Regions from separate parts of the Homo sapiens genome. Here regions 1, 2, 3, 4 and 6 are each linked to region 5. The links are chromatin contacts, found by Hi-C in ENCODE. All regions are on one chromosome and are shown on one strand. Each heading gives the region's core, a stretch centred on a gene start or an enhancer-like site at or near the end of the contact. The rest is flanking DNA. Distances are from core to core; before and after follow the strand shown. Region 1 holds the start of FGD6 (FYVE, RhoGEF and PH domain containing 6). Region 2 holds the start of SNRPF-DT (SNRPF divergent transcript). Region 3 holds the start of NFYB (nuclear transcription factor Y subunit beta). Region 4 holds the start of LTA4H (leukotriene A4 hydrolase). Region 5 holds the start of BLTP3B (bridge-like lipid transfer protein family member 3B). Region 6 holds the start of WASHC4 (WASH complex subunit 4).

What was found. Hi-C counts contacts between places; a loop is a spot of excess contacts on that map. Pooled maps may share reads with other maps.
Region 1: a loop to region 5 is called in a pooled map, with 22 times the contacts of the local background. The contact joins the promoter of FGD6 here to the promoter of BLTP3B in region 5. A Hi-C loop is called at or near these places in 7 of 50 pooled maps.
Region 2: a pooled map shows a loop between it and region 5 (7-fold over the local background). The contact joins the promoter of SNRPF-DT here to the promoter of BLTP3B in region 5. A Hi-C loop is called at or near these places in 5 of 50 pooled maps.
Region 3: a pooled map shows a loop between it and region 5 (8-fold over the local background). The contact joins the promoter of NFYB here to the promoter of BLTP3B in region 5. A Hi-C loop is called at or near these places in 6 of 50 pooled maps.
Region 4: a pooled map shows a loop between it and region 5 (11-fold over the local background). The contact joins the promoter of LTA4H here to the promoter of BLTP3B in region 5. A Hi-C loop is called at or near these places in 9 of 50 pooled maps.
Region 6: a pooled map shows a loop between it and region 5 (25-fold over the local background). The contact joins the promoter of WASHC4 here to the promoter of BLTP3B in region 5. A Hi-C loop is called at or near these places in 6 of 50 pooled maps.

The regions. Positions count from the first base shown.
Region 1 is chr12:95,214,725-95,219,874 of GRCh38, reverse strand. FGD6 (FYVE, RhoGEF and PH domain containing 6) reads left to right here and starts at 2,408. Exons shown (of 21, transcript NM_018351.4): 1 at 2,408-2,650. The coding sequence starts at 2,635. VEZT (vezatin, adherens junctions transmembrane protein) reads right to left here and starts at 2,068. Exons shown (of 12, transcript NM_017599.4): 1 at 1,989-2,068. The coding sequence starts at 2,024. RefSeq lists enhancers at 1,200-1,249, 1,850-2,089, 1,554-2,149, 2,150-2,744 and a silencer at 2,320-2,549.
Region 2 is chr12:95,856,660-95,861,091 of GRCh38, reverse strand. SNRPF-DT (SNRPF divergent transcript) reads left to right here and starts at 2,253. Exons shown (of 3, transcript NR_135014.1): 1 at 2,253-2,338. SNRPF (small nuclear ribonucleoprotein polypeptide F) reads right to left here and starts at 2,140. Exons shown (of 4, transcript NM_003095.5): 1 at 2,016-2,140. The coding sequence starts at 2,018. RefSeq lists enhancers at 1,818-1,867, 1,898-2,127, 2,248-2,307, 2,358-2,417, 1,816-2,431.
Region 3 is chr12:104,136,863-104,141,762 of GRCh38, reverse strand. It overlaps NFYB (nuclear transcription factor Y subunit beta), which reads left to right and starts at 3,553. Exons shown (of 8, transcript NM_006166.4): 1 at 3,553-3,622. LOC105369947 (a long non-coding RNA gene) reads right to left here and starts at 1,532. Exons shown (of 3, transcript XR_945286.2): 1 at 1,065-1,532. RefSeq lists enhancers at 2,816-2,985, 3,809-4,400, 4,401-4,900 and silencers at 3,370-3,669, 3,720-3,819, 3,920-3,999, 4,060-4,189.
Region 4 is chr12:96,034,198-96,038,910 of GRCh38, reverse strand. LTA4H (leukotriene A4 hydrolase) reads left to right here and starts at 3,324. Exons shown (of 19, transcript NM_000895.3): 1 at 3,324-3,550. The coding sequence starts at 3,392. TRD-GTC2-8 (tRNA-Asp (anticodon GTC) 2-8) reads right to left here and starts at 2,890; the gene lies at 2,819-2,890. RefSeq lists enhancers at 2,566-2,615, 2,636-2,685, 3,126-3,545, 4,136-4,225 and a silencer at 3,596-3,695.
Region 5 is chr12:100,139,696-100,144,281 of GRCh38, reverse strand. BLTP3B (bridge-like lipid transfer protein family member 3B) reads left to right here and starts at 1,408. Exons shown (of 21, transcript NM_015054.2): 1 at 1,408-1,690. The coding sequence starts at 1,647. It overlaps BLTP3B-DT (BLTP3B divergent transcript), which reads right to left and starts at 1,227. Exons shown (of 2, transcript NR_186018.1): 1 at 939-1,227. RefSeq lists silencers at 1,244-1,423, 1,744-1,993 and an enhancer at 1,100-1,863.
Region 6 is chr12:105,106,386-105,110,866 of GRCh38, reverse strand. It overlaps WASHC4 (WASH complex subunit 4), which reads right to left and starts at 3,136. Exons shown (of 33, transcript NM_015275.3): 1 at 3,006-3,136. The coding sequence starts at 3,066. LOC414300 (a long non-coding RNA gene) reads left to right here and starts at 3,225. Exons shown (of 2, transcript NR_121211.1): 1 at 3,225-4,079. RefSeq lists enhancers at 870-1,029, 2,868-3,027 and silencers at 2,588-2,837, 3,048-3,327.

The sequences.
Region 1 (5,150 bases), core at 1,159-3,658, 4.9 Mb after region 5:
ATAAATGCATAAAATGTAAATTAAAACAATGGAATGTTATTTTTGCCTATCAAATTAGCAAAGATTAAAGGAAACTGTTAAGGCTGTTGTTGAGGATTTGGTGAAACCAATACTCTCTTATTCTTAATGGAAACCGGAATTGGTATAACCTTTCTGCGTAAGTCTTAAATGTTCATATTCTTTCACCCACTAGTTCTACTTCTAAAAATTATTCTGAGGAAAATCAGAGTTGTAGTTAAAAATAGGCTTATATCACTGTTGATTACAATGGTATTTTTTTAAAAAAAGGTTATATTATGATACACGTGAGGGGATATTATAATATTAATGTTTTCAGAGAATGATGAATGGGAAAAGATTCACGATAAAGTCAAGTGAAAAATATATACAAAATTCTACGTGGTATACCTTTTGTTTTAAAAAATATCACACACACATTGTGTCTTAATATAGAGGCTAAAAAATTACACACACATAAACACACATTTACATAGAAATAAAGTCTATAAGAACACATACCGTACTGTTAATAGTTACCATCTTTGGGTGGTGGGATAATGGATGATTTTAACTTGGGGGCTTATTTTCTACAATAAAATGTTCCTTGAGCATATATTACTATTATATTCAGAAATCAAAAATAATGGGTAAAAAAAATACACCCATCAGTTACCCTTACTCTAGAAAATATTTCTCTCTCCTTCAGCTACCACATTCAATCTATAAACATTGCCTCGATTTTAACTTACAAGTGTCTGTCCAAGCCATTATTCCATTACGTCTCTCATTTCATCTCAGGCCCTTGTCTTCCCTAATGAACGCCTCATATCTAGACTCTTCACTTCGGTAAAATGGCCACATTTTCCACTGCTTCTTCATTGCAGCCACATCAAGCCACTTTACATAGCCACCCTCCACACCCCGCCCCCTAAAAATGCACACCAGGTACTTTCACACTTCCCAAGCTTGGCATAATCAGTTCTCTTTCCCTGTAATACATTTTCTCCTGCCGGTTTTTCTAATCCAATTCATAGTTAAAGATTCACCTCGGATATCGCGTACTGGGTGTAGCCTCTGGGAGGCCGCAAGAACAGAAATTAATCCTTCAATGACAGTTTGTACATATTTCAACATTTAGCATTCTGTCCTGTCTGTGCCTCGCTCTCTCGCTGTATGGCATGGGCCACTTCATTTTTAAATTTTCTTAAAATCTAGTTGGATAAATGAAAGTAAAGCGTATACATGCAATACACATACGTACAGGGGTGCGAGTTTTGACCTGTGTCTGATGGAAAAAAATGGCATCAAAAACACTCGCCCGATTTTTTTCATTCAAGATGGCAGAGAACGTCTTAAAATAGTCCCACACAAAAGCACTCACATCTAGAGCCCCGAGTCAGAAGAACTGGCTACACCTAGCGCAACAGCAAAGGACAAAAGAATCGAATCTAGATGCTGAGATGCCCTGGCCCTAACTACCCACAGTAGGTCCCACAAATAGACTTTAAACCGTGTTAGAAAACGGGCACCTGCTGCCTTCATTCCGAGGGCCACGCCTTGACGGTGAACAGTGACCTGAAGCACTCTGGATACTGACCCAAAAAAATCGCGGATGGAAAAGGAGGAGGCTAAGTTGTGACTATCTAAAAGGCACGATTCGGCCCCGCCCCAGCCGGGCGCAGTCCCCCCCGCCGCACATCCATTCCCAGGAAGGAAGAGACACCGCTCCAGCCCAGAGCCTGGCAACCGGGCACCGTCTGGGAATTCTGGGCGGGCCCGAGATAGAGGCCGGCCACGGCCAGGGCGCCTCTGGCTACACCTGTCAGGCGACGACGGACTCTAGGCCCTGAAATCGCTGGGGTTCGGTGGTCGAGGCCAGCTGGAGCGCGTCACCCGATCCCTCGCCCCGGGAACGCCTTGCTTCCTCGATTTCCGTCTCGTCCTTCTCAAACAAAGGCAATCCACACCCACCGCCATTTTCCTCTTACCTCAAAAACCACCTCTTCGTCAAACTCCGGTGTCATCCTTCTCCGCCATGCCACCCGCCTCAGCACGATGGGAAATGAAGGCGGGAGTACAGGCGGCACGGAGCTCCAGCTCCTGCCCGTCCCGTGGGTCCAGAAAACTACAATTCCCAATATGCCTCGCCGCTCACGCCCCCTTTTCGAGCCCGCTTATTGGAGAAGAGAGTGAGCGTGTAAGCGAGAGAGGCGGGAGCGAGCTGAAGCTCGAGCCCTCCGATTGGAGGAGGCTAGGGCTTTTGTCTGCCTTTTACGGCCGCGACTAGCAGGGGGCGCCCGGAGCACTGCTGATTTTTGGAGCCCGAGAAGGGCACGCGCCAGCGGAGCCGAAGAGAGCACTGCTCGTGCCCGCGCCTGGCTGTCAGCCTGCCGCTCTGCGGGGCGGTGCTAGTGCTCGCCCGCCCGACCCCGGCGGCTCGCGCCCGGGAGCGCCGCAGGGTCGCTAGAGTCGGCCGCGTCCTTTGTGTGGCGCTCAGGCTGCGCCGCGGGGCGGCGGGACGGAATGTGGGCGCTGCGGGGGCTTTTCTCTCCTACCCGAACTGTGGGAACAATGGACTGAAAGGGGAAGATGGATTGAGGGGCCGAGCGGGGAAGCGAGCTGCACCGGGGAATCATGACTTCTGCAGCCGGTAAGTGACGGCGCTCGCGCTGCCGCGGGAAAGTTTGTGGCGAGCGCTGCTAGGCTTGGGCTCGCGAGCAACTTTCTTCGCCGGGGTGGGCGAGTTGTGTGCCCCGTACCTTTGCCGAGCACCTCGGCAAGCGCGGAGCTAATGGGATTCGCTGCCGGCTTTCTCGTCTTTTCCTGCCCAGAGGGGCTGTTTGGAAACCCGGGATTTCTCGGGATCTCCCTTCCAAGGGGGACTGTGCTGGGGGCTCTGCACCAGGTGAAATGCGATGTGTGAAGGGCGTTCGCTCATCTCTCCAGCAGTGCGAGGACTTCGCCTTTGCATGTGAAAATAGTGTAGATTCCCAAGTTAATAGATCAGTTATTATAGGTAAAGGCAGTGTTCTCAGCGTGTTCAATTTGGCCACTAAGTGAGTCGCTTTCAACCTTGTATCTGCTGGTAAACCTTTTACCCATTTTAAAGAGGCGTAGACATTGTCATGTCCTGGTGGTTTTACCTCTGTTACCTGAGAAGCAGAGGAGTTGAGATTGTTGAGGTTTTTTTTTTTTTTTTTTTTTTGCTTGTCTGCACCCAATTACAATTATTTTGTTTGTTTCTACCTGATTAGGGTAAACAAAGCTTTATTTTCTGTCTGCCTCCCATAGTTCTTTCCCCTTCATCCAAATGACAAAGCCTCTATCTTTGTGTGGATTTTCAGCAATTCTAGACGTTGTGTTTCTGAACATTCTTAAGGAACAATTTCTGTTTTACAAAATAATTACCAAAGTGGTGTTACGTTCACTTCGTAAGTACATAGGTTAATTTTTAAACCAGAACTTATGTATTAAGTAGAGTGTTATGGGTTATTTTACGTTTTTGTCCACGTTGAAACTTTCATTAGAAATTTTATAGTGAAATAGTTTAAAGCTTCTTCTCAAGGTTACTTCCAGAATCAGCACTTAAGTATCAGATTAAATTTTCATTGCTTTTCTTGGCATTTGTTTAAAATTCTTGCAACTTGAAACTGTCCAACAGCACTCAAATGTTCTGATTTGTATTATTTCTAAAGCCTAGATATATTGTAGTGTTGCATTGCTCCCTGTGATCAGATTACAACAAACGAAACAAGAAGTTAGCCAATAGGAAAAGAAAGCAAGAAGTGGGTGTTGTGTGGGTCTTTCCTTTTTGATGTTATATGCACTTATATGAGATATCTTTATAAACTCTCTTTTCTTTGCCAAAGGGAGGCTTTATACTTACATAAGGTAAATTATTTTCATCCTACATTTCTGTGCCTTACCTTCGTTCAAGAAATTGATTTAAATTAAAAGTGGTTGGAAATTTTAAAATCCTTCCAGCCAGTTTTAGCTCTTTCCTTTTTGGAGGTGTCAAATGTATTTAAAATAACCGTGTCTTATATGTATCAGTTTTCAATTCCAGTCTTAACAGTTTATAAGGAACAGGCACAGAAGCATGTAATTTCACATTTATGTAAACCCAATTTCTAGGGCCCAGACTGGAAGTTCATGATTCTTGCATTTGAATTATCCTAAAATAATGCAAGCTATTTTTGTATTTTATCAACTTTACAATTAAAGAAATCCACAGAAATTTTTGTGGTGTTTAAAGTGGGACACTTCCTGTGTCTAGCCGAGTTGGTTGGTTTTTAGCATTGCTGGCTGAGAAGCATCAACTACTTTTTTGCTCACCCATCTGTTGGATTTATCATAATTCTTTCTGGTGTCTAGATGGGGAATATGGAAGAGAACTGGGGTTTTATTTCTACCCATTCTTATATGTATACATAGTTCTTACAAGCTGATTATGGTGCTTTTTGGGAACAATAGTCAAATTCATTGAAACGTTTAGGAAAGTTACTTGAAGTTAAGGGAGGGGATTTTTGCTTTTGAATCTAATCTGTGGTATTTGGAAGGGTTGGTTTAATTTAAGAAAATAAAAGGAATGTTGTAGAACATCTAGGTTATATGTATCCAGCAGAAAAGCTTGCTTTGTTTTTCTACATCTATAAAATAATCTGCCCTTAGTGGAGATTTCAGAATTATTTTAAGCTGTATATGAAAAAGGAGAGGCTGGGCGCAGTGGCTCAAGCCTGTAATTCCATCACTTTGGGAGGCCAAGGCGGGTGGATCACTTGAGGTCAGGAGTTTGAGACCAGCCTGGCCAACATGGCAAAACCCTGTCTCTACTAAAAATACAAAAATTAGCCAGGTGTGGTGGGGTGCGCCTGTAGTCCCAGCTATTCGGGAGGCTGATATGAAAATTGCTTGAGCCAGCGAGGCGGAGGTTGTGGTGAGCCGAGATCGAGCCACTGCACTCTAGCCTGGGTGACAGAGCAAGACTCCATCTCAAAAAAAAAAAAAAAAAAAGAAAAAAGGAGAGAGAATTATAGGTATATATAGGTATATATTTTGTGTCCTTTTGAACATGTACAGGTCACTGTCTTCATTGTCTGTGCTTTGCGTTTTGGCTGGTCCAGTAGCCAGAGAGTGTACACGTGAACCAC
Region 2 (4,432 bases), core at 1,004-3,503, 4.3 Mb after region 5:
ATTTTGTGGTATGCAAATGAAGAAAACTTTTGACTCCTTATTATTTTAGTACATAATTTTCACTTTTATTTGTTGAGAGTACCAGGGAAATTTAAATATCCAGTTAGCCAATTTCACCTTTAACCCATCAAAACAAAACACTGACTATTCACTTAAGATACACTGACTACCTACATCACTCACTGTTCTGAGCTCTAAAGAAACAAAGATAAAGGCACTAAAAAAAAAAAAAAAAAAAAGCGGGCCAGGTAGGGTGGCTCGTATCTGTAATTCCAGTAATCTGGAAGGCCAAGGCCGGGGGATCACTTGAGGTCACGAGTTCAAGACCAGCCCAGGCAACATAGTGAGACCCCCATCTCTACCAAAAATAGTCAGGTGTGGTGGTGCACACCTGTAGTCCCAGCTACTAGGGAGGATGAGGTGGGAGGACTGCTTGAACCCAGGAGCTCGAGGCTGCAGTGAGCTATGATTAGGCCACTGCACTCCAGCCTGGGCAACAGAGCAAGACCTTGTCTCTTATAAATAAATAAATAAATGAGTCCCTGTCAAGAAGTTGGAGATGGGGAGGGGAACTCCTCACATACAAATAATTATATTGCATGCTGCACTGTAGTAAAAGGAGATATACTAGGCACAAGGGTACCAAAGCAATCCAGGGGAAAAAGGAAAGGTTGCCTGAAATAAGTAATACCTCAGTTTTAAAGGATAAGAGTTTATTTCCAGAGCGGGAAAAAATGCTGTTCCAGGCAAGGCTAGCTACTTATGTAAAAGGAGGGAAGAGTGATGCAACAAGGTGGTTTTGGGGACATACAATTCAGCATTGTCAGTCAAAGCCCCAAATATAAAACTACAGAAGGAAGCAGAGGGCAGATCACGCTTGACAGTATTTAACTGGGGAAGCTAGGGCTAGGTCCTATCTGACTTTGTCAGTAGCACCGCCTCTTACTTACAGCAATTACTTAATGTCTATTTATTCAGCAAACCATTAACATCTCCAGTGATTTCGGTTTTTGCCCTCTTCTGCTCACTCACCAGTCAAACAAAGAAGAGAACTAAGAAACTTGGCTACTAACCCCCTCTAACATGAGCATATTCGGAGTGATCTTGATATGGCGATTACTCCAATAACCTAATGGGTCTCCAGTTTTCATTCTCCAATTTGTTATCCACCACAGTAACTATGATTTTTTAAAGTGCACATCAGATTGTCATATTTCTGCTTAAAATGATCCAATGGCTTCCAACCGAATCATTTTAAATTGATTTGGAGTACAATCAAAACCTCCCAATACAGCCTAAGAGGTCCTGCCCAACGCCTGCTCCTCCGATACCATCTCTTAACCACTATTCGCGCAAGTGGCTATACCTTTCTGTCAATTTCTCCAAATGACCAAGCTTTCTTTCCGGCCGCAGGTCTTATGCTCCTATTCCCTGTGCTCGGTACACTCCTCCTCCTGCTCTTTAAAGGGTCGTATTTCATGACACTTAGGCTTCGAGTTAAATTCCACCTCCTAGGGAGGCCATCTCTGACTAAGCCTCTAATGTCTAACGCGCACCCTCACAGCCTCCTGTCTGCATTGTTCTTAGCACTTATTATTTGCAATTACATACTTGTTATTTTTTGACTAATGTCTGTCTTCCCCACCCAAGTGAGTTAATCTAGAGCATGGCCGTATCATTACTTTCACGGAATGAAAGTGAATTCTGGAGTGTGGTTAAGTGGGAAGTGCAAATTCTCTTTGACTTTTACCCCGACCCTATAGCCCCAACTAAGAATACCCCAGGCCCGGATTCAAACAAAGAGAAGAAGGCACGGGCACTCCTAGGAAAAGAAAGGCATCGGGAGGAGCACGCGCCTCAGAAACCTAAAAGCAGAGTGAAAGGAGCTGGCGACAGGGTGCGCGGCGCCTCACGCGGATGAATGGGAAACGCGCGAAGGAACCAGCAGGCCCCGCGAGGCTGGTCTCCCTCCTTCTCTTTCTCCCCGCTTCTCCCGCCGTTCTCTTTCTCCTTACCATCGTAACCACGGCCGAATGTTGCAGGCTACTCTCTGCCGACCAGGCCGCCGCCCGTCCCTCGTGACTACAGCAGGTACCGCAGGTCCCGAGCCGCAGTTTCAAGAGAAATGGCCGCCAAACAGGACTATGACCTTTCACCTCCCACCACGGCCCTTCCTGCCTCTGTGATTGGACGCAAAGAGGTGCGTGCTGATTGGAGGAGATGGCTGGCCCAGTATCTCCTAGCAACCAGCAGCGGCTTGGGTTTGCGCCTTGCAGGCGGCGCGCGGACCTTGGGAAACCGGCTCTGAGCATCGCTGTGAGGCAGCCAAGGACTGGAGGCAGGCCGGTGTTTTTAAATGTGGTGTCCTTCCTAGAGGGCGGTCTGGGAGAGGCTGTGTAACGGATGTGACTTCTCCCCAACTTGGCTAATGGGGATTTACTTTGTCTTTTTACACCCGTGAGAATGTTCGGGGTCCCAGAGTTCCTTCCTCACTCTTCCAACAGGTTCCATGATTTGGGGGCGCCTCTGCCGCAGGCCCTTTCTACCTGAGTGTTCTCTCTTCTGCAACACCCGTTTTAACCCCTTTTAAAGGAATTGGGGGCTAGCCAGACTAGACTAGGGGCGGCGAAACGCACTGAAGAGAGTTGGATACAGAATTTCTTGCAAACGAGGTCGAGTTGCGTCTGGGATACGGTGTCATGCCCCACCCCCGCCCCACGACCCTGCCGGCCCCACCTTTCTTTTGCTTCGCCTGCAGAAACCCGCACGGCCTTCATACGTGCATTTGAAATTACCTAAGGGCGTAAGCAATATTTCCTCTGTCACGGATTAAAACTTTCGATGTAACGGTGTTATCTGAATCTCACTAGTTTTTGTCGTAATCCTATTGAGTTCGGGTCACTCTGATCTGAAATGCTAAATGCAGTTCTTGGAGAACACGCCCTTTGGGAAGTAACGCTTTTTTGCGGCCCTGAAGAGATGGATTTGGAGTTGAGGATGAAATGTTGGGTGTTGAGGCATTGTGGAGCAGTGGGCAAGACTTTGGAGGGGGCCTGCATTCGGAACCTGCGTCTATCAGGCGCGGCCGGTGTTGGGCAGTGTCTTAACCCCGAGGGCCATTGTTTCCTCGGCAGGAACGCGGCTTTAAAAACGGAACCATCCTCAGGGTGGTTGCGAGAATTTAACGTAAAACGGGGCTTGGCCTTGTAAAAGCTCAGTGTTTCACGTAAATGTTGAACACTGACCAGACAATGATTGTCAGTGTAGTTTTTACCAAACAGTTATTAGATTTATTCACCCTAAACTTCAGTGGATTTCTCCGTTTGTCTATTGTTTTATGAACTTTAAGTCTTTGTATAGACTTTGAGTTCCTACTATGTGTCAGGCTTTTTCAACAATCGTGGAAATCTTACCTTACTGTCTGATTCGGGGTGACAGCCCCGTTTAAGAGATGAGGAAGTAGGCCCAGCAGGTAACTGTTACCAGTTGAGGGTAGCTGTCCGAGTTCTTGGCGTTTTCAACAAAGAATTGGACAAAACGCACAAACAAAGCAGGGCAGCGAAAGCAGAGATTTATTTTAAATGAAAGTACACTCTACAGGGTGGGCACCGCCTGGTGCAAGCGGCTCAAGAGCATTGGTTATAGAATTTTCTGGGCTTTAAATACCCTCTAGAGGTTGCCCATTGGCCCACAACCAGTCTGATTGGTTGCGGGAGGGGACCAATAAGAGGTACTTTCATTTTTCAACTGCCACGCAGAAAAAGGAGGGGTTGAAATGGGAGTAGCCTCTGATACCCAGTCAGCATGGATGGGCCCTAGGTTCCCTGCTTCCAGCCGCTATTCTTCTGCCTCATAGCTTGCTCAGGACCACATACCTGGGTTTCAAAACTCTGCTTTTTCTACTTCATGAAGCTACCTTTCAAAGACTCAATATGTGTTTTAGAAGCCTGACTCTTTAGCTGTTTTCTCAGTGAAGTGAAACGAAATACTACAGTAAACACATTCTGTAAAGATAGTGTATTTAAGGTTGGTTTTTCTTTTCATGTTAAATTTTTTTTTTAATTTGAGACAGGGTCTCATTCTGTCACCCAGGCTGGATTGTAGAGGTGAGATCTTGGCTTACTGCAGCCTTGACCTCTTGGGCTCAAGAGATCCTCCCACTTCAGCCTCCCGAGTAGCTGGGACCACAGGCATGTGCCACCACACCCAGCTAATTTTTTAATTTTTTTTGTAGAGATAGGGTCTCGCTGTGTTGTCCAGGCTGGTCTCAAACTCTTGGGCTCCAGCTGTGTACCCACCTTGGCCTCCCAAAGTGCTGGGATTACAGGCGTGAACCACCATTCCTGGTCCATATTAAATTTTAATCTTAAATACCTTATTAAAATTAAGTGGGCATAAGTCACTGATATTTGTCTAATTATAAATATTATAC
Region 3 (4,900 bases), core at 2,304-4,803, 4.0 Mb before region 5:
GAGAAAGCTACCCCCATGATCCAATTATCTCCCACCAGGCCACACCTCCAACACCGGGGATTACATTTCAACATGAGATTTGGCTAGAACATCCAAATCCTTTCAGGAGATGTGACTTGAACCATGGTGGTAGTAGTATGGGCAATGAGAAGTGTTTTCTCCCTTTTTTTTTTTTGAGACAGAGTCTTGCTCTGTCACTCAGGCTGGAGTGCAGTGATGCAATCTCAGCTCACTGCAGCGTCCACTTCCCGGGTTCAAGTGATTCTCCCATCTCAGCCTCCTGAGTAGCTGGGACTACCAGCATGCAGCACCATGCCCAGATAATTTTTGTACTTTTTGTAGAGACAGGGTTTCACCATGTTGGCCAGGCGGGTCTCAAACTCCTGAGCTCAAGCAGTCCACCCTCCTCAGCCTCCCAAAATGCTTGGATTACAGGCATAAGCCACTGAGCCTGGCCTGTTTCCATTTTAGATATATGTACTTATAGCCAACAAATAAACAAGATAATCCAGTTAGGCTAAGGGTATTGGAGCAAATATCATATTTACTTTTACATAGAATAATATAGCTGGATGACAGGATAGAGAGTAACTGGGCGGGGCTACTTAAGAAGAAGGGATCAGGGAAGTCCCTCATTGAAGGGGCAAGACCTCAGTGATGAAAAGAAGCCAGTGAGGATCTTAAGGCTGGTGCGTGTGTGAGGAGCAATGCATAGGCCAGTGGGTCTAGAAGGTGGTGAGGTCAGGGTTGAGGAAGAGCCACAAGCCGGGTGGGAGAGGGAAGCTGAAGCCAGATCCTTCTAGGCCTCAGTGCATAGAATGGATTGAGAAGAGTGGAGCAAGAGAAGAATCAGGAAGGTGGAAGTGGAGACAATATTCTACTAGACCCTGTCCTCATGGGAATTTTACGAGACCTCATTGAAGTGATGAAGTAAAAACTGTGAAGTCTTCATGGGGCCAGGGATTCTGTTTCATTGTTTGCTTAATTATGACGCCTAGAGAAATGGCGATATGAACTAACTGGCAGCTGTGGTGTACAGACTCGAAATAAAGACACTCAATTACCTGTCTCTGACTTTGAATGCAAAGACTAGGTTAGCTGCAGTGTTTTTTCCAAGACTAAATTATGATCTTGGCCTTCCTCTTTCACCAAGTCATCAGAAAAGTGGTTAACATTTATTGGGGGCTTCCTGAAATAGATACAGAAGAAACAGAGAACACAGGTTGGTTGTTAAGGCAGGATGACCTAGGATCCAACTGCAGAGGGGATGTGGACCGGGTTCCATTTCTCCTAGAGTTCTGGCTCCTCAGGGTAAGGAGAGTGATTCATTCACCTTTGTAGCCCTTGGGCTCCTAGTACAATGCCTGCAGAATGTAGGAGCTGATATTACCTTTTAGTGGAATTTGAATTAAGCACATAGTTTAGATCCACAGTACTGAAATGATAAACTATTAACTCAGAAAAGTAGTCATCTTCGCATCTTTTGGTTCACCATCCAGAATTGGGAGAAGGATTAGTCATCTTTCTCCCAATTCTTTTTTTTTTTTTTTTTTCCTTTTTTGAGACAGAGTTTCATTCTTGTCGCCCAGGCTGGAGTGCAATGGCGCGATCTCAGCTCACCGCAACCTCCGCCTCCTGGGTTCAAGTGATTCTCCTGTCTCAGCCTCTCGAGTAGCTGGGATTACAGGCATGCGCCACCACGCCCGGCTAATTTTGTATTTTTTAGTACAGACGGGGTTTCTCCATGTTGGTCAGGCTGGTCTCGAATTCCTGACCTCAGGTGATCGGCCTGCCTTGGCTTCCCAAAGTGCTGGGATTACAGGCGTGAGCCACCATGCCCAGCCCCTTCTCCCAATTCTATTACTTTATATTTCCTGCCTTTGAACCTTTGAACACATCATTTCACTCCTTAATCTCCACTTTATGGGTAAGCATAGAGAAAGGGAGAAATTAAACTCAGGCCAATTTTTCCTTTTTTTTTTCTAAGCAAATAACACCTTTTAAATGTTTGATGGAGATTGAAGAAATTCATGCTATATAAAGATCTTAGGATAACTTTTTTTTTTTTTTTTTTTGAGATGGAGTCTTGCTCTGTCGCCTAGGCTGGAGTGCAATGGTGTGATCTCGGCTCACTGCAACCTCTGCCTCCCGGGTTCAAGCGATTCTCCTGCCTCAGCCTCCTGAGTAGTTGGGATTACAGGCGCCCACCACCACGCCCGGCTAATTTTTGTATTTTTAGTAGAGACGGGGTTTCGCCATGTTGGTCAGGCTGGTCTCGAACTCCTGACCTCAGGTGATCGGCCTGCTTCGGCCTCCCAAAGTGCTGGGATAACTTTTTTTTTTTAAAGGGCTTTCTATGTATACATTATCCCAAACAACCCTGAGAAGCAGACATTTGGCCAAGATCACAAGCCTGTAAGAAGGGGAGTTGGAATTCAAGTCAGGTTGTCTGATGACAGTGGCATTGCTACTTACTCCTCTTGTCACAATTTGGGGCTTTCATTTGTCTTTTCTTCCATACTTGCCGCAGAAATGTTTAAATACTCTGAGAAACAGTAGGAACTCTATAAATAAAAGATCTCTGTATTTTTACATAATCAAAGCTGGAGAGTTTAATGTGGTGCAGGCCACTCGGTTAGTGGAAGCAGAGGGCATGCCATCCCCAGCTCCGGTTGCAGTGAGTGGATCCAGTGTTGGATTACCCACCTCTGGGATGGTCACTGCTAAGCGAAGCTGAACTCAGGACTGCAGTTTGAGAAAGACAGCGAAGGAGCTTGGCTGCACAGAGGCAAGAACGGGCCACGGATTCTTGCAGCCAAAATGTCATCTGGTTGGGAAAAGCCGCTTGTCAATCTGCAGCTACTAGAGGGGTGGGGGTGGGTGGAAAATGCAGCATCTTAAGTTCAAGATTCAGGGTGAAGGCTGGCTAGACTTAGCAGGGGTCTGCATCTTTAGATGAAATGTGAAAAACACCCAAGCTCAGGGACCAAATGACAGGGAGCGCTGTGCATGCGGCGACGCTAACAGGGACCCAAGGAAAGAAAACACGAGGCGCTGAAGGCGCTCCAGGAGGCCCCCGCCGTTCAGACCCTCCCGGTGGCTCGGGCGCGTCGTCCTAGGGGGCGGCTTCTGTCCTTGGTTTCCCCTTCTTAAAAATCCAGGCGCAGGCAGGCTGAGCTCAGGCGGCTGAGGCACCTCCACGTGGCGGGGGAAGGGGTGACAAAGAGAGGGACGCCCGAGAGATCCCGCTTCGCACAGGCCCGGGTCAGCACCGGGAAGGAGGCCCGCCTAGACCCGAACGGCGCGCCCGGGCAGGGCCCTGGAAGACCTCGCGCCTAGAGGAGCGGCATCCGGAGCGGCGCGGAGGCCTCACAGGAACGCGGGACTGGGCCGGGGGCGGGGCGGGGCCGGGGGCGGGGCGGGGCGGGGCGGGGCCGCGGCGGGCGGGCGCGCGGGCGGCGCGGAGGGAGGGTGTCGCGCCGAGGGAAGCGGCCCGCGGCGGAGGGAGGGGAGGCCGAGTCCTGGAAGCGGAGCTCCGCGCTGGGACTGGTTCCTTCGCAGCCATTTTCTGTCCAACCAAACAGCCGATTGGAGACGGGAGCCAACCAGGGCTGCATTGGAGGTTTGTGTCTCGCTTCGGCCAATGATCGCTCCTAAACCGACTCCACTTTAGCTCGAATGAAATGTCCGTCTCCTCCCGGCGCCGTCCCCGCCGCCAACGCCGCCGCGGCCGGGGGCACTAGCCTCCCGCCCTCCCGCGCGGGCCGAGGCCGGGCCCCGCGCCTGCGAGGCCGCTCCCGCAGCGGGCCGGGCCGGGGAGCGGGCGCGGGGCCGCGGCGCGGCTCTTTGTGCGCCGGGCTGAGGAGCGGCGGGACGCGGGCCAGGCCACCTCACCCTCGCCGCCGTTGAGCTCCGGGCCCGGGGCCGAGGAGGGGCCGCGGGGCTGCGTCGGGGCCCCGCTCTCGACGGCGTCCCGGGCCGGCTCCATTTTGTGCGGGGAGCCGGCCGAGGGGCGGGAGACGCGGCCCGGGCCCTGGCCCCGTAGCCCCGGCGGCGGCGCGAGTCCCCGGGGGCGCCCTCCTCCCGCCCGCGGGGCTGTGGCGGGGCCCGGCGCTTTGTCTGCCCGCACATCCCGGGGGCCGCGCGGCGGGTGGGAGGCAGGCGTTGGGCGCGGGGCCGGGGCGGCCGGGCGAGTCAGGGGATGCGCTCTGGGGGCGGCCTCCTGGCACTCGCAGGGCTGACAGGTCGCCGGGACCAGGCCGTGGGGCCGGGGCCACCCAGGCACCTGCGTGGGGAGGAAGGCATGGCTTTAGCTTCCCCGCAGCCTGGTTTGCGCGTAAAGAATGCAGCCATCTGGCGGTTTGCGGTCCCTGTACTTGCCCCGAAGGTGGGAAGGAAGCCCTTCGGATTGGACTAAGGTTTTAATCATTAGTGGTGGGAGGCGGGAGGATATGCAGGGCCTTAAAGAACGGTAGTCTTAGAGAACAAAGAATTACAGAGCACCCACAAATCGTAATCTCGCCCAAAGCACTCTAACAGGATAATTTAAACAAGGTTAGGTAGCCTGCGACCTTTAAAAAAATGGCATCCCACTAACCCGCATGGACCCCATAGTTGCGTGGTTCGTGCTACAAATCACTGGGGTGGTTTCATCTCTCTTAGTATGGAAACTAATCAGCAACATAAAGTGATGAAAGCAAACGGATCAATATCAGTGGCACTAATCAGTGGGGGGTTTATTTGTAAAGTATTGAAAGTTTAACCAAAATTCCTTAAAAGGCAAATTATTCCTTCCCTGCATTGCTCTTGTATCTTAATTTAAGGATTACTGTATATTGATGCAAAACTCTGGTTGTTGATGCCAAAGAATGGAGGGTGGAGGAAGGGACTACTGCTTTTC
Region 4 (4,713 bases), core at 2,075-4,574, 4.1 Mb after region 5:
TATTTGTGGTTGTGTGTGGATATTTTTATTTAAACACAAGTGGCATAAACTCTGTGGGTTCCTGGTAATCAATAATAGAAGATGATGATAATGACGTTCTTATTAAAACAAACTATCCTTTCTCCATACTAGATAAATAAGATGATTTGACTGTGTATTATTTGACTAAATGAATTCTATGTTATCTATTGTATTTGTCACCCTAGATTTGGTGACCTCAAAAAATGTTTGCGGCTCTGTGTGGTGGCTCGTACCTGTAATCCCAGCACTTTGGAAGGCCAAGGCAGGTGGATCCCTTGAGCTCAGAAGTTTGAGACCAGCTTGGGCAACATGACAAAACCCCATCTCTAAAAAAATATAAAAATTAGCCAGGCGTGGTGGCGGGCGCCTGTAGTCCCAGCTACTTGGAGGCTGAGGCACGAGAATCGCTTGAGTCCAGGAGGTTGAATGTGCAGTTACCCATGATCATGCCACTGTATCCAGCCTGGGCAACAGGACATTTGCCAAAAAAATCCGAAAATGCAAATGTTGATGACAAATTCTTACACCCTATGAATTAGGACCTATGCATGTGTAAGGTATTAGATTTCATAGTTTGGGATTTTTTGGTTTTATTTTGTTTTCCTTTGGCTTGCAGGGGCCAACACAAGGATATCCAGAAATATAGCAGTTTTTTGTTGTTGTTGCTGGAGCTAAATTTCGTCACTTTTGATAGAGAATTGAACCATACCAGCATGCTAAACCCATCAACTATCCCTCACACCTCTGAAATCTTTACTTTCTTCTTCTCTACCTTTTTGCCTCTGAGTCGATCCTTCTGCAGAAACTTTCCTCTTCTCCAGAAGCCCTTTCACCTGTATATCTAAACATGTTAAAGTTTTCTCTTGCCTTAAAAAGCAAACATTAAAAAAATTCTTTCTCGGCCGGGCGCGGTGGCTCACGCCTGTAATCCCAGCACTTTGGGAGGCCGAGGTGGGTGGATCACGAGGTCAGGAGATGCAGACCATCCTGGCTAACACGGTGAAACCCCGTCTCTGCTAAAAATACACACACAAAAAATTAGTCGGTCTTGGTGACGGGCGCCTGTAGTCCTTGGAGGCTCAGGCAGGAGAACGGTGTGAACCCGGGAGGCGGAGCTTGTGTGAGCCGAGATTGCGCCACTGCACTCCAGCCTAGGCGACAGAGCGAGACTCCGTCTCAAAAAAAAAAAAAAAAAAAGCTTTCTCAATGCTGCATTCCTCTCTAGCTTCCCCTTTATCTTCCCTTCTCACATTGGCCAAGCAACTTGACAGTGGTTTATGCTTCACCTCCCTCTTCTCTTCATTGCTCAATCCACTACTCTCTGGCTTCCATCTTCAACCAAATCACGACAGTCAACAAAATCACCACCTTCCCCATTCTCACCCCACTGCCAAATCTAGAGAATTTTCACTTCTTACTTCGGTGGTCCTCGGGACTGCATCTGGCATTGTTGGTTGGCTCTTTCTGGTTTATTTCATGGGTTTCTCTTCCTCTAGCCCTTTTTAAAACAATAAATTCTGGTGTTCTCTCAGCTTCCAACCTGTTTTCATTACCCTTCTCTTTACACACTCTTCTTGGGTTGAGCTTACCCACTGTCATAATTTCATCCACCACGTTATGTGACGTGGTCATGTCTACCTGGCACTTCCCCAGAGCTGTGGACTTAAATATCCAAGTGACTCATGGACATCTCCACTTCCACTCCCATAGGTTCTCAAATTTCATATGTCCAAAATTGAATTTAGCATCTTCCCCTTAAATCTGTCTGATTTAGTTTGAATATATGTCCCTACCAAATCTCATGTTGAATTATAATCTCCAGTGTTGGAGGTAGGGCCTGGTGGGAGGTGTTTGGGTCACGGGGGCAGAGCCCTCATGGCCTGGTGCTGTCCTCGCCACAGTGTCTTGTGGGATCTGATTGTTTAAGTGTGTGGCACCGGCCCCGCAATCTCTTGCTCTTGCTCGGGCCATGTAGAGGCCTGCCCCTTCTTCACCTTCTGCCATGATTGTAAGCTTCCTGAGGCCTACCTGGAAGCATACTGGAGCTATGCTTCCTGTACAGCCTGCGTAACTGTAAACCAATTAAACCCCTTTTCTTCCCAGTCTCAGGTATTTATAGCAATGCAAGTACAGCCTAACATACTGTCCTCTTCATATAGACTACTACCTCTGGTTAATGACTAGCCAGCCACTGAAGCCGAAAGCCTGGGCCACCTTCGTCTCCTCTCAATCTGTGAATCCACTTATATAAGTATTCCTTCTATTCATTCCTTCCTCTCTATCCTAACTTACTACTTACCTATGTCAGGCCCCCAGCATCTTCTGATTGAGCCATTTTAATAGTTTCCTAAATCTCCTGCTAATGGTTTTGATACCGCATTTTATAACATGAGTCTGACCATGCTTTATCAGTCGCCTGCTGAAAACTCTTCAGTGGGTCCCCCATTAATGCACCCAGGATTAAAAGGCCACCTATTTAAGGTCCTTCGAAACCTAGCCTCTTCCAATTTTTCCAGTTTTAATTTTGAGGCCCCACCCTAAAGGCAAGGCATCCTTCAATCCTCCTTCACCTGCCACAAAGGCCCCAGAGCTGAGCTAGATGTCCCAGCTCTGTACTCCCATTGCGACCAGTGCATAACTTTTATAGAAATTCATTAGTTTCTAAGATGGGAATGTTGGCTTTCTCCGTTTGAGAGATGCAGGTTCTGGGGATATACATAATAAACACTGAAACTGACAAAACAACTGTTTAAACCTTGAATTACTTACAGCTAAAAACAAAAAACAATTACTGTGCCTCCCCGTCGGGGAATCGAACCCCGGTCTCCCGCGTGACAGGCGGGGATACTCACCACTATACTAACGAGGAACCGCACGAAAGAAAGCCTTCTGATAGGCCTTTTCTACGTTTTTGCTCCGCCCCGCCCTCGCTATATGCAAACACCAATGAACCTGATTTTCTTACGTTTGCCACCACAGCTTCCACGAAAGTTGAACAGAGCCAAAATGGTAGTGTTCAGTTTTATCTCCCCCTCCATTCTCATCATTTCCCTTCGGCCACCCTTCTAACTGCCCCTACTCCCCTCCTCTTCTTCAGCTCCAGGAGCACGCTTGGTCCCCCTCAACATCCCTAACACACACGCTCCCAGGTAGCCAAGCGCCCGCTTGCCGCGCGGCACCATGGAACTTGTAGTTCCTTCACCCATCCCCCAACGCTCGTCTGACTTTAAGAAACTTCCTTTCCCGGCGTGCACCGCGAATCCCTCCTCCTCTTCTTTACCTCTCTCCCTCCTCCTCAGGTTCTCTATCGACGAGTCTGGTAGCTGAGCGTTGGGCTGTAGGTCGCTGTGCTGTGTGATCCCCCAGAGCCATGCCCGAGATAGTGGATACCTGTTCGTTGGCCTCTCCGGCTTCCGTCTGCCGGACCAAGCACCTGCACCTGCGCTGCAGCGTCGACTTTACTCGCCGGACGCTGACCGGGACTGCTGCTCTCACGGTCCAGTCTCAGGAGGACAATCTGCGCAGCCTGGTACAGTGGGGCGCCTGCCCAGTGCCCGCCTCTCCCGGGCTCCCTGCCCCTCGACCCTAGTCCTTGCGGGCTCCCGGATCTCCGGCTCACCCCGCCGCGGCCCCTGCCTAGCCCCACGTCCCCGTCTGCTCTTCTGTAGCCTCCATCCAACTCATGTTGTGCACTTCAGCCCCCAGATCTCTCACAGCACCCCTTCTCAACCCCGCTTACGCCTCTGCATCCCTTCCCTCAGCCCCCACTTATACGTATGTCTCCTCCGCCCCTCGCCTGGATCCTCTCTCCGAGGTCCCTGGGCACATCCAGCGCCTCGTCCACTCCTCTCAACTCACCCAGCCCTTAGGTGTCATCTTTGCAGTAGCCCCCATAATTTTAGTTCCTGGCTCTAATTACTCCATGGCCTCCCCATTGCTTCGGCCTGCGGCCCAGAACCCCCTTCTTCAGGCCCCAGACTTTTCCCAGCCCCCTGGGCACCTTCCTCAGTCAACAATCTCACCCAAGTCTCAGATCCCATGTCCTGTCGATCCCTGATCCCACGGTTGCCTCCCGGGAACACTTATTTCAATCCACAGGTCTGCAGGGCACCACCCATCCGTCTCCCTCCTAGTTCCCTGGATCTCCCTGCTAGTCGTTCTCAAGCCTCTTAGGATTTCCAGCCCCGGCCGGGCAGGCCTCTTCTTTCCGCCCTACTTTGAAACTAACAGTCCCTGCTTGCTAACTCTAGGCGCAGCTCTCTCTCTTCAGGGTCCTTTCTACTTTTTAATCTTATCAACTTTCTTCTAATAATTTAAGAACGGATGGGACGTTCAAATTTTCTAAGGATGATTCAATACGCTTTTTTAATAGTTGGTTCCAAGGAGCCAAGTAGTTATTTCACTTAGAAAACACATACTTCTACAAACTCTATAACCATTGGAATGAAGAAAGGTTGTAGATTCATGGAATATTATTCAATGATTTTATCTGTATCATAACCTATATTTAATGTTCTTGCTCAAATTGCCCAATAGTATTTGGTTTATACCTTTCATCTGAAGGTACCTTTCACCTGAAGAATTTCATAGAAGATCATTTTAAAAATAAGAGGGTCATGAAAAGACAGCCAAATTCGGCTTCTTCACCAGGGCAGGATGCTACATGTGTATTTTACACAGTGTAGCATGGTG
Region 5 (4,586 bases), core at 159-2,658:
TTGAGACAGTCTTGCTCTGTCGCCCAGGCTGGAGTGCAGTGGCTTGATCTCAGCTCACTGCAACATTTGCCTCCCGGGTTCAAGCAATTCTCCTGCCTCAGCCTCCTGAGTAGCTGGGATTACAGGCGCCCGCCACTATGCCCAGCTAATTTTTGTATTTTTTTTTTGTAGACACAGAGTTTCACCATGTTGGTCAGGCTGGTCTTGAACTCCTGACCTCAAGTGATCTGCCTGCCTCGGCCTCCCAAAGTGCTGGGATGACAGAAGTCGTCATTTTAATCTCTGAAAATGTTAGCTCTGTTTGGGATTGGGTGGGGTGGAGGTGTAGAATTGTAACAGTTTTCCCTAGTTCAACAATTTCCTTCCTTCCTTACAGAACTTTTCATATGATATTTACACCTTTAGGTTCAACCTAGTGAAGTGGGTAAGGCTGATGATTAATCTATTTCACAGATGATTAAAATGAAACTAATAGTAAAGAAATTATTTTCCCCAGGATAACACAGCTAGAAAATACCAGAGCCAGGACTTGAATTATACACCTTCTAATTCCTAGGTCCTAGACTACTAGGAACCATTGTCAACCTTTACTTCCCTTAGAATAGCAATAACCAAAGGAAACATTAAATTGCCACATTTAGGTAAGGGAAAGGCAGGACACCTTAACAAAAGAAAAAAAAAAAACACCAAAAACAAAAACCTAAGGAAGAATATGAAGAAAGGTGAGTAGGTCAAGAGAGCAAAGCAAGCACAGGAGTTAATGGCCGATTCTTAAAACATTCTAAGGAGGCCGGGTGCAGTGGCTCACGCCTGTAATGTCAGCACTTTGGGAGGCTAGGAGGGTGGATCACGAGGTGAGAAGTTCGAGACCTACTGGCCAATATGGTGAAACCTCGTCTCTAATAATACAAAAATTAGCCGGCCGTGGTGGTGCGCACCTGTAATCCCAGCTACTCAGGAGGCTGAAGCAGGAGAATCGCTTGAACCCTGGAGGTGGAGGTTGCAATGAGCCGAGATCGTACCACTGGACTCCAGCCTGTGTGACAGAGCAAGACTTGTCTCAAAAAAAAAAACAAACAAGCAAAAAAATAAAAAACATTCTGAGGAAATGAATAAGGGAAGTAGGACGTGGAAGTAAAAATCAGCGACGGGTCAGCGATGGAGGCGGGAACACCAGCAGAGGGAAGGAGGGAGGATTAAGGCCAAGAAGGATGGTGTATTGAGAGTCAAGGGCCCTGTGTCGCGAGGGCTAAGAACCCTGGCGCCAATGCCACAAACCTCCCGCCCCCGCCCAGAGCCCAGCCAGAGCCCAGCCAGAGCCCGCCCAGAGCCCGCCCAGAGCCGGCGTTGGCCCCGCCCCGCCTCGTGCCGGCCCCGCCTGGAGCCGCCCCGCCCCCGCCCTCCACCGAGTCTCTTAGGTGATGCTGCAGCCAAGATGGCGCCCGCGGCGGCCGTGGCGGCCTGAGCGTGATGCTCCGGGTTCTCGGCGGCGGCTGTGGCCTTGGCCGGGGCCTTGGGTCTCTCCCGGTCGTGAGCGATCAGCGCCTCTCCGCCGGCCGGGCTAGCCGGGACAGAGAGGAGACGGCCACGAAGAGAGGAGGCAGTGAGCAACAGGACGAGACCGCGGCGTCTCCAGCCTCGGTACCATGGCCGGGATCATCAAGAAACAAATCTTGAAGCACCTCTCCAGGTCAGTGAGCGCCTCGGTGTCGGCGCCAGTCGGCCTCCACCCCAGCCCGCACTGGAGTCAGCCTGCGGCTTCGGGGGCGGCGGCGCCTGGCGGCTGTGCGGGAGGCGACCTTCGGACTTCCCCGCTCTGGCCGGGGCAGAGGTCGCGGCCCCGGATCTCTTGTCGCCGGCGGCGCCGGGGGCTGGCCTCACGAATCGGCCCCTGACGCGTCTTCTCCCAGGGTGGGCGCGCGGAGGAGCCCGGAGTGCGGAGCGCGGCGGGCTGGGATCGCTCCCGGCGCGGCGTCTGGGGGCGTCCCGGCTCGGCTCTGTGCGGTACTGAGCGGAGGCTGGAGGTGGCCTGGCGTCACCCAAGTGCCTGGTTAATGTGCTGGGCTCTAACTCGAGTTCGGTGCTCCTTCCCCTTGGAGCAGAGCGGTTCCGTTAACCGAGGGCTTCTGGCGCAGTGTGGACGCTCAGTGGAGGCTGTGTTCTCAGTGGAACGTTAACCTTGTGATTGTTCTGAATTCCTCCCACCTTGGCGTTCCCGCTCTGTGGCATCAGAGGGTGTGCCTGTTTGCACAGTTAGGATTTGTTTTAGGTAAATAAGCAGAGTTCGCAGCTTTGGCAGGTTCTTTCTGGAGTCCTATGAGACCCACATCATTATTACTGAACATTTTTTTTTTTTGGTTTTTGCTCTTTTTCCTCTGCAACTCTAAAATTCAGGGAGTTAACATCTGTGGTGATTAAACCCAAGACATGTCATTCTCTCCATTTCATAACGCGGTTTTAGTCAGAAACATGACTCAGTAAGGCTGGCAGTTTGTTACTGCTCTTGGCTTCTCCGTGTTTGTCTCAAGACACAGGCTAAATGTAGGCTCTTGTTCCAAGTTGTTACCAGCGAACTCAAAGCCCTTGGTTAGGATCCCTTTCTGTTCGATTTGTAAGTTAATTTTAACTAATTTTGGGAAGACACGGGTATGATTATAGACTTGTATAGTAAACATAATTCTTGATTCCCCAGATTGTCTTATACCACAGGTTATATATTGGGAACAGAATTCTACTTCTGTGATTCAGCAAATATTTTCCTCACTTATAATACTGAATAAGATATAGCACTTTTCTTAAAAGTAGCAAAGTATAGCAGCGTGTGTGTGTGTGTGTACATATATATACATATGTACATATATACATATACATATATACACATATATACACATACATATATATGTGTACTACATATATATGTGTATACACTACACATATATATGTGTATATATGTAGTATTTTTTTAGTAGAGACTGGGTTTCACCAGGCCAGGCTGGTCTTGAACTCCCAACCTCAGGTGATCCGCGGTCCTCGGCCTCCCAGAGTGCTGGGATTACAGGTGTGAGCCCCCACGCCCTGCATGAATATGTATTTCTTAATGTTATCACTCATTGAAAAGTTTCTTTTAAAATTATATATATGGCCCAATCTTGAACTATCTTATTTTGGAAGGTTTTATCTATTTTTAATTTATGTCCTCCCGCCTTTCTCATACCCAGCTCCACAAGAAAATACAGATCTGCAGAAAATGATTTGAATGCCTACTTTCTCACTCGTCCAAGGATGATGCTGCATAGCTAGTACCACTCTAGATGCTTGGAAGAAAAGTTAATTCAATCAACAGATAGTGCATTAGAGTTTAATTCTTTTATAGAACTCCATTTGAGAGGGGCTCTTAAAAATTAAGAGCATGCATACCAAAGTATAATAAAAAAAATTAAGAACAAAGATGTAATGGCTTACTGCATGAGATAGAAAACACCCATATATTGAAAATTGAGTCTTTAGGGCTAGTTTTTATTTTATTTTATATATATATATATATATATATATTTTTTTTTTTTTTTTTTTTTTTTTTGAGACAGAGTCTCACTCTGTTTCCCAGACTGGAGTGCAATGGCATGATCTCGGCTCACGGCAGCCTCTGCCTCCTGGCTTCAATCAGTTCTCCTGCCTCAGCCTCCCGAGTAGCTGGGATTACAGGCATGCGCCACCACGCCTGGCTAATTTTGTATTTTTAGTAGAGACAGGGTTTTTCCATGGTGGTTAGGCTGGTCTCAAACTCCCAACCTCAGGTGATCCGCCTGCCTTGGCCTCCCAAAGTGCTGGGATTACAGGTGTGAGCCACCGTGCCTGGCCCTTAGGGTTAGTTTCTAAATCTGTATGATTTGTAATAGCTGTGTGATAAATAGTGTGATGAGGATTTTTTTTTTTTTCAGAGATGAGTTTTTGGGACACTTGAGTTTTCAGTTATTTCATATTTCAAAACATCCTTAACTCAGGTGACTAAAGAGTATCAAATTTTTATTTTTGGTTAATAAGTTAATCTTACTGCTAATTGCTGTCATCTCCTAAGAAAAATAGTTATTCAGAAATCTAAAGGCAGCTCGTAATTGACAAAAGAAGGCAGGTGTTGTGATAAATTATAGTTACTCAGGAAGGAATGAACTTTTGAAATTACCTGGTTCAAGTTTAATTTTATAGAATATCCAGTAATGAAGATGTCACTACATTGACCTAGTGGTCTGGGATACAGTAGAATATAGTTTACCAGGAAATAGTTGAACATACTAGTTTCTAATACTAGACATCATGTGAGGCCTGTGTATGCAACCCATTGCACCTTCTCAAAGGTGACCTTTCCTGACCACAGAGTTTAAAATTGTGAGCCCCCATATTGCCAGTCCTCTTGCTTGCATTATTTTTCTCCATAGCACTCATGCTTGTCTGTCGTACATATTTATTTCTTTATGTATTTTTGTCTTTCTCCACTTAAATGTAGACTCTATGAGAGCAGGGATTTTTGTCTTGAGGCTGGCATAAAGTAGGTACTCAACAACTATTTGTTGCATGAATGTGGATACATA
Region 6 (4,481 bases), core at 1,887-4,386, 5.0 Mb before region 5:
ACTAGCCCATCTACCCCCATAATAGAGGGCTTTGAACCAATCTGAAAAGTGCCTTAAACAATTCAATGTCCTGATTCTATCTTTTAGTCATGAACAACTCTTTTGCAAAAACAAATATTCATGATCTGAAGGTGAAAAAAACAGTCTGTCACAGAAGTAACACTTAAAAATGTAGTTTTTAATTCTATACACACTAATGTTTAATAATACACCTAAATATTTTTAAATGGAGGTTTTATACCTGCTTGAGCATATTATTTCTATAATGTCTAAAATTTAACCAAGATATTTGTTAAATTATTTAACTGTCATAATCAAGTTGGAAAAACCAGCAAAGAACACTGCTTGACTACAGAATACTATGCTGTTCTTCACAGAATTAACACATTCATAGGTAACTTTAAGGAATCATTGGAATAAGCTGGATTTTAAAATATGCCTATTCGTCAAAGTATTTCACGTTACACATAAAAATTCATTACTTGTTCCCAAAGGTAACAAATTCAACTCCAACTCAGTTTCTTTTATTGATATGAATAACTTTATTCAACCTTTGTCTTCTAAAAAAGGTAAAAATTTGCTCTCCTCAAATTAGCAATGTGAAGCAAGTAAGAGAAAGTGTGTTCTGACTCATGCTGTATTAAAGTATAAAGACCTAGCCCCCACTCTCCTTTATTCTTCAACCACATAAAGTTTTAAATCCGGTGAATCCATTTAGTTCATTAAGGTTTCTGTCTTATTATAGCATTAATCTAGGCAATTTTGGAAAACAATTAGTCTAGATATGATTCACAGACCAAAAATTAATGAACGCCAAGCACAGGGAGGTGTTCTCTTCCCTACAGCTTACATATAAGACTGCCCAGATTCTCAGAACCCCAAATAGTTGTCTTATTCTCAACTACACAGGAAATGACCAGTCAAAGCTGCATTTGACCAGCAAATGACTTCTTAAAGACAATGCTAGGCCGGGCATGGTGGCTCACCCCAACACTTTAGGAGGCCAAGGCCGGTGGGTCGCTTGAGACCAGGAGTTCAACATGGCAAAACCTTGTCTCTATCCCAATTTAAAAAGAAAAAATCAGCCAGCTACTAAGGAGGCTGAGGTAGGAAGATCACCTGAGCTCAGCTGGTCGAGGCTGCAGTGAGCCGTGGCGATGCCACGGCACTGGGCGACAGAGTGAGACCTTGTCTCGAAAAAAAAAAAAAAAAAAAAAGACAATGCTAGAGAAACACCACGCCAATAAATCACTCCTTTAGTATGTTCAGGGATTCACAAACAGGAAACAGAAAACCTAAAATAACATTAAAAGTTCCTTGCTGACAATAAACGGTTGTAAAATTGGTGAAAGTTAAAATAACAAAAGTTGAGATAAGAACTACATGGTAATTTTTTAAGAGTAAAAATTCCAAAAACCTACTTAACATGCTCATCTTTGTCAACAGACTGCACTCCTTGTTTTATCTTTTTATCCCTAATATCTAGCACAGCCACTGGTTGTAGAAAATATCTGTTGAGTGAATCAGACCATTCTACTCCAGGCTGAACCATTTTCAAACTCAATTAACATAACTCTATTCCAATTTTTTTTGAAGATACCAGTTCGTCATCTTTGTCCATAAAACATATATGACAAGGTACAGTTCACTTTATAACAATACAGAATCCCCTCCACAAAAAAAAATTAAAAGATTTTGTCATTATCTCCAAGGTTAATTTTTATGCTGCATAAGAGCTAATACCTTATTATCACCCAGGCTAGAGTGCAATGGCGCGATCTCGGCTCACTGCAACCTCCGCCTGCCGGGTTCAAGCGATTCTCCTGCCTCAGCCTCCCAAGTAGCTGGAATTACAGGCGCTCGCCACCAAGCCCAGCTATTTATTTTTTAGTAGAGACGGGGTTTCACCATGTTAGCCAGGCTGGTCTTGAACTCCTGACCTCAGGAATGTTTTGTGAAAAACTGCAACCCATCCTGGATGTAGCTCACTCTTCTCTGAGAGACTTGTAAAACCTAATTCATCTAACATTGTAGGCATTAGTCTCTCTTCGTAAATCAAGCAAAATTCATCCGGAATTTTTAAAAGCAACGTTCCACCTTTTGGGAAAACTATGAGGGAAAAAAAAAATCACAAACAGCATGCTCCAATCTCTCTTAGATCACTTACACAGATTACTATGACCAAAGATAAGAAGCAGATTGCCAACTTGTATTTATTTCAAGTAGAGTTTCACTACAATTAATTTGGCCTCAATATTTTACTGAAAGAAACACAATTTGTTTATTTCGGGATAGACTTCTAAGTTAAAATCAGACAATTCGATCTTGTGAAGCAAAATTTGAAGATTTGCTGTAATTTTTGAAGCCTTTATAACTGCGATGGAAACTGCAGAACATCACTGAAAAATATCACTTAGCATAAATAAAAGGCCTGGAAAATGATAAAATGACATTCACGTGTTTATTTTCGCAGGGTGAAAAGTTCTTTTTTCGCTCCCTTCTACGGTTATAGCAACGCGATGGGAAAGACACCCAAACTTGCAAAAGTTGATTTGGGAGGAAAAGAAGAAAAACAGGAAACCGAAACAGGAACCCAGACATCAGCGTCCTCCAGAGCTGAACGCTCAGAATCTGGCGAAATCCCCAAGAGGCCAGAGACAGAAGCAGCCTGGGATCCCGGGGCCGCTGGGCCTCCCGGGCGCGCCCCGCCCAAGCCCCGGGGCAGCTGAAGGGGGACGCCGCTCCCCGCGGGGCACCGCAGGCTCCCCAGGAGAGTCTCCGCCTCACACGCCGAGCCCTGAACGGGCAGCCTGACCCGCCGTGGCTGGGACCCCAACCCCGAAAGTAACGCTGGAGAGCGCGTCCCTCGCACACCCCAAGGGCTCTGAAGTGTCCCGCACCAGACGGCTGCGCAGCCGTCCCTCTCGCAGGAGCGCTGCCCAGCCCAGAACAGCGGCGGGCCGAAGGAGCGTCCACCCGCAGCCCTCGCCCTGCAGCTCCCTTACTCTGCGAGCCGTCGTCAACGCGGTCAAACTCCCAGTCCGGGGACAGAGTCTCCACCGCCATCACCCCGGCGCCTCCCACAGACACAGCCCCAACCAGCCCGTGCGGCGACGACGGCCTCACCCCAGCTACTGTCACAGCACGTGACTTCCGGCCCCGGCCCCGCCTCCGCTCGCGAGGGCCGGCCGGGCTCGTTGCCCCTGCGACCGCGGGGGCCCCTGGGAAAGCGAGTCCTCCGCCGTGGCCGAAGGCGGCCGCCATGGCGCCGGCAGTGCCAGCGGGCGTCTTGCGACCCGGCTCGGGCTTCGCCACCATTCACTGTGCTTCTCAAGCCACTTCGGCACTCTAATTTCGCCCTGCTCTCTCTAGACGATTTTTAATACCTGGGAAAGTTACTCCCCAGTCTAACCTAAAAAGGTAGAATTGATGGGGTGGGGAATTAACAGGAAGGCATGATCCTCGAGGATAACGCTGACCAGGCGCTTCTTCCAACAAGCCTGTTTCCCTCTCTGTCGCCACCGTAGGAGTTCCTACAGCTCTCCCGCACATTCTGTACGGATTGTTTTTTAGTCAAGACGTTCTGTGCGAGAGGAGAAGTTACTTTATGAACACCCTAACAGGGGATCTTACGACCTCTTCCCCGCTCTCCACTCAGTCCTTTTAAAAACGCGAGGCAGGATGAAGAACGCTATTGAAGTACATTCTAAAATGATCCCACCTGCAATTTGGATTTTTGGAGAATCGGGATCGGTGTAAAATTCTACATGCATACACGTATTTGCACAAGAATATTTATAGCAACGTGGTTTTTAATAGGAAACTATCTAAATGTTCATTACAAGTGAATTACATAAAGCTCAATACATCCATACTACGAATCACTGAAGAGCTGCTAAAATAGATGAAATATATTTATAATGGCATGAACAACCGACACAAGACAGTTGCAGAGTAATGTGTATTTGTGATTACATTTATGTTTTTAAGTTATACAAACGCGTATGTGCCTACGTGTATGTAAATTCATAGGAAGACAAATCAGAGGACGGTGGTTACCTGGGGAAAAGCATGTGTTGGTGAGTAACAGGATTTTCAAGTTTTGATGTGTCTACTTATGTGTTTTGAATCCTTAACAATGAGAATTTATTAGGGTTTTACTCTTGTAATCTTAAAAAGTACCGAAAAGAACTAATCAATGTAGGCAAAAGGTCTATTGAAGAGCATTCTTCTGAGGTCATTGGATCTGCCCTGAGTTAAATGTTTATTGAGTGCCCACTGGGTACCAGGCACCAGGCTAGATGCAGAAACTATAAAACATGTAAGAAAATTGCTTTCTGACCCTATGGCAGACTTAGTGGGCATTTCAGAAAGAAAAAAAAAATCTTGAAAAGAACAGGCATCCTTAGGGTCTAATGGCTGACAAACTTTTTTCCTGTACTTTCTGTGTGACCATGAGTTTGACTTTCCTGGATTCTTAA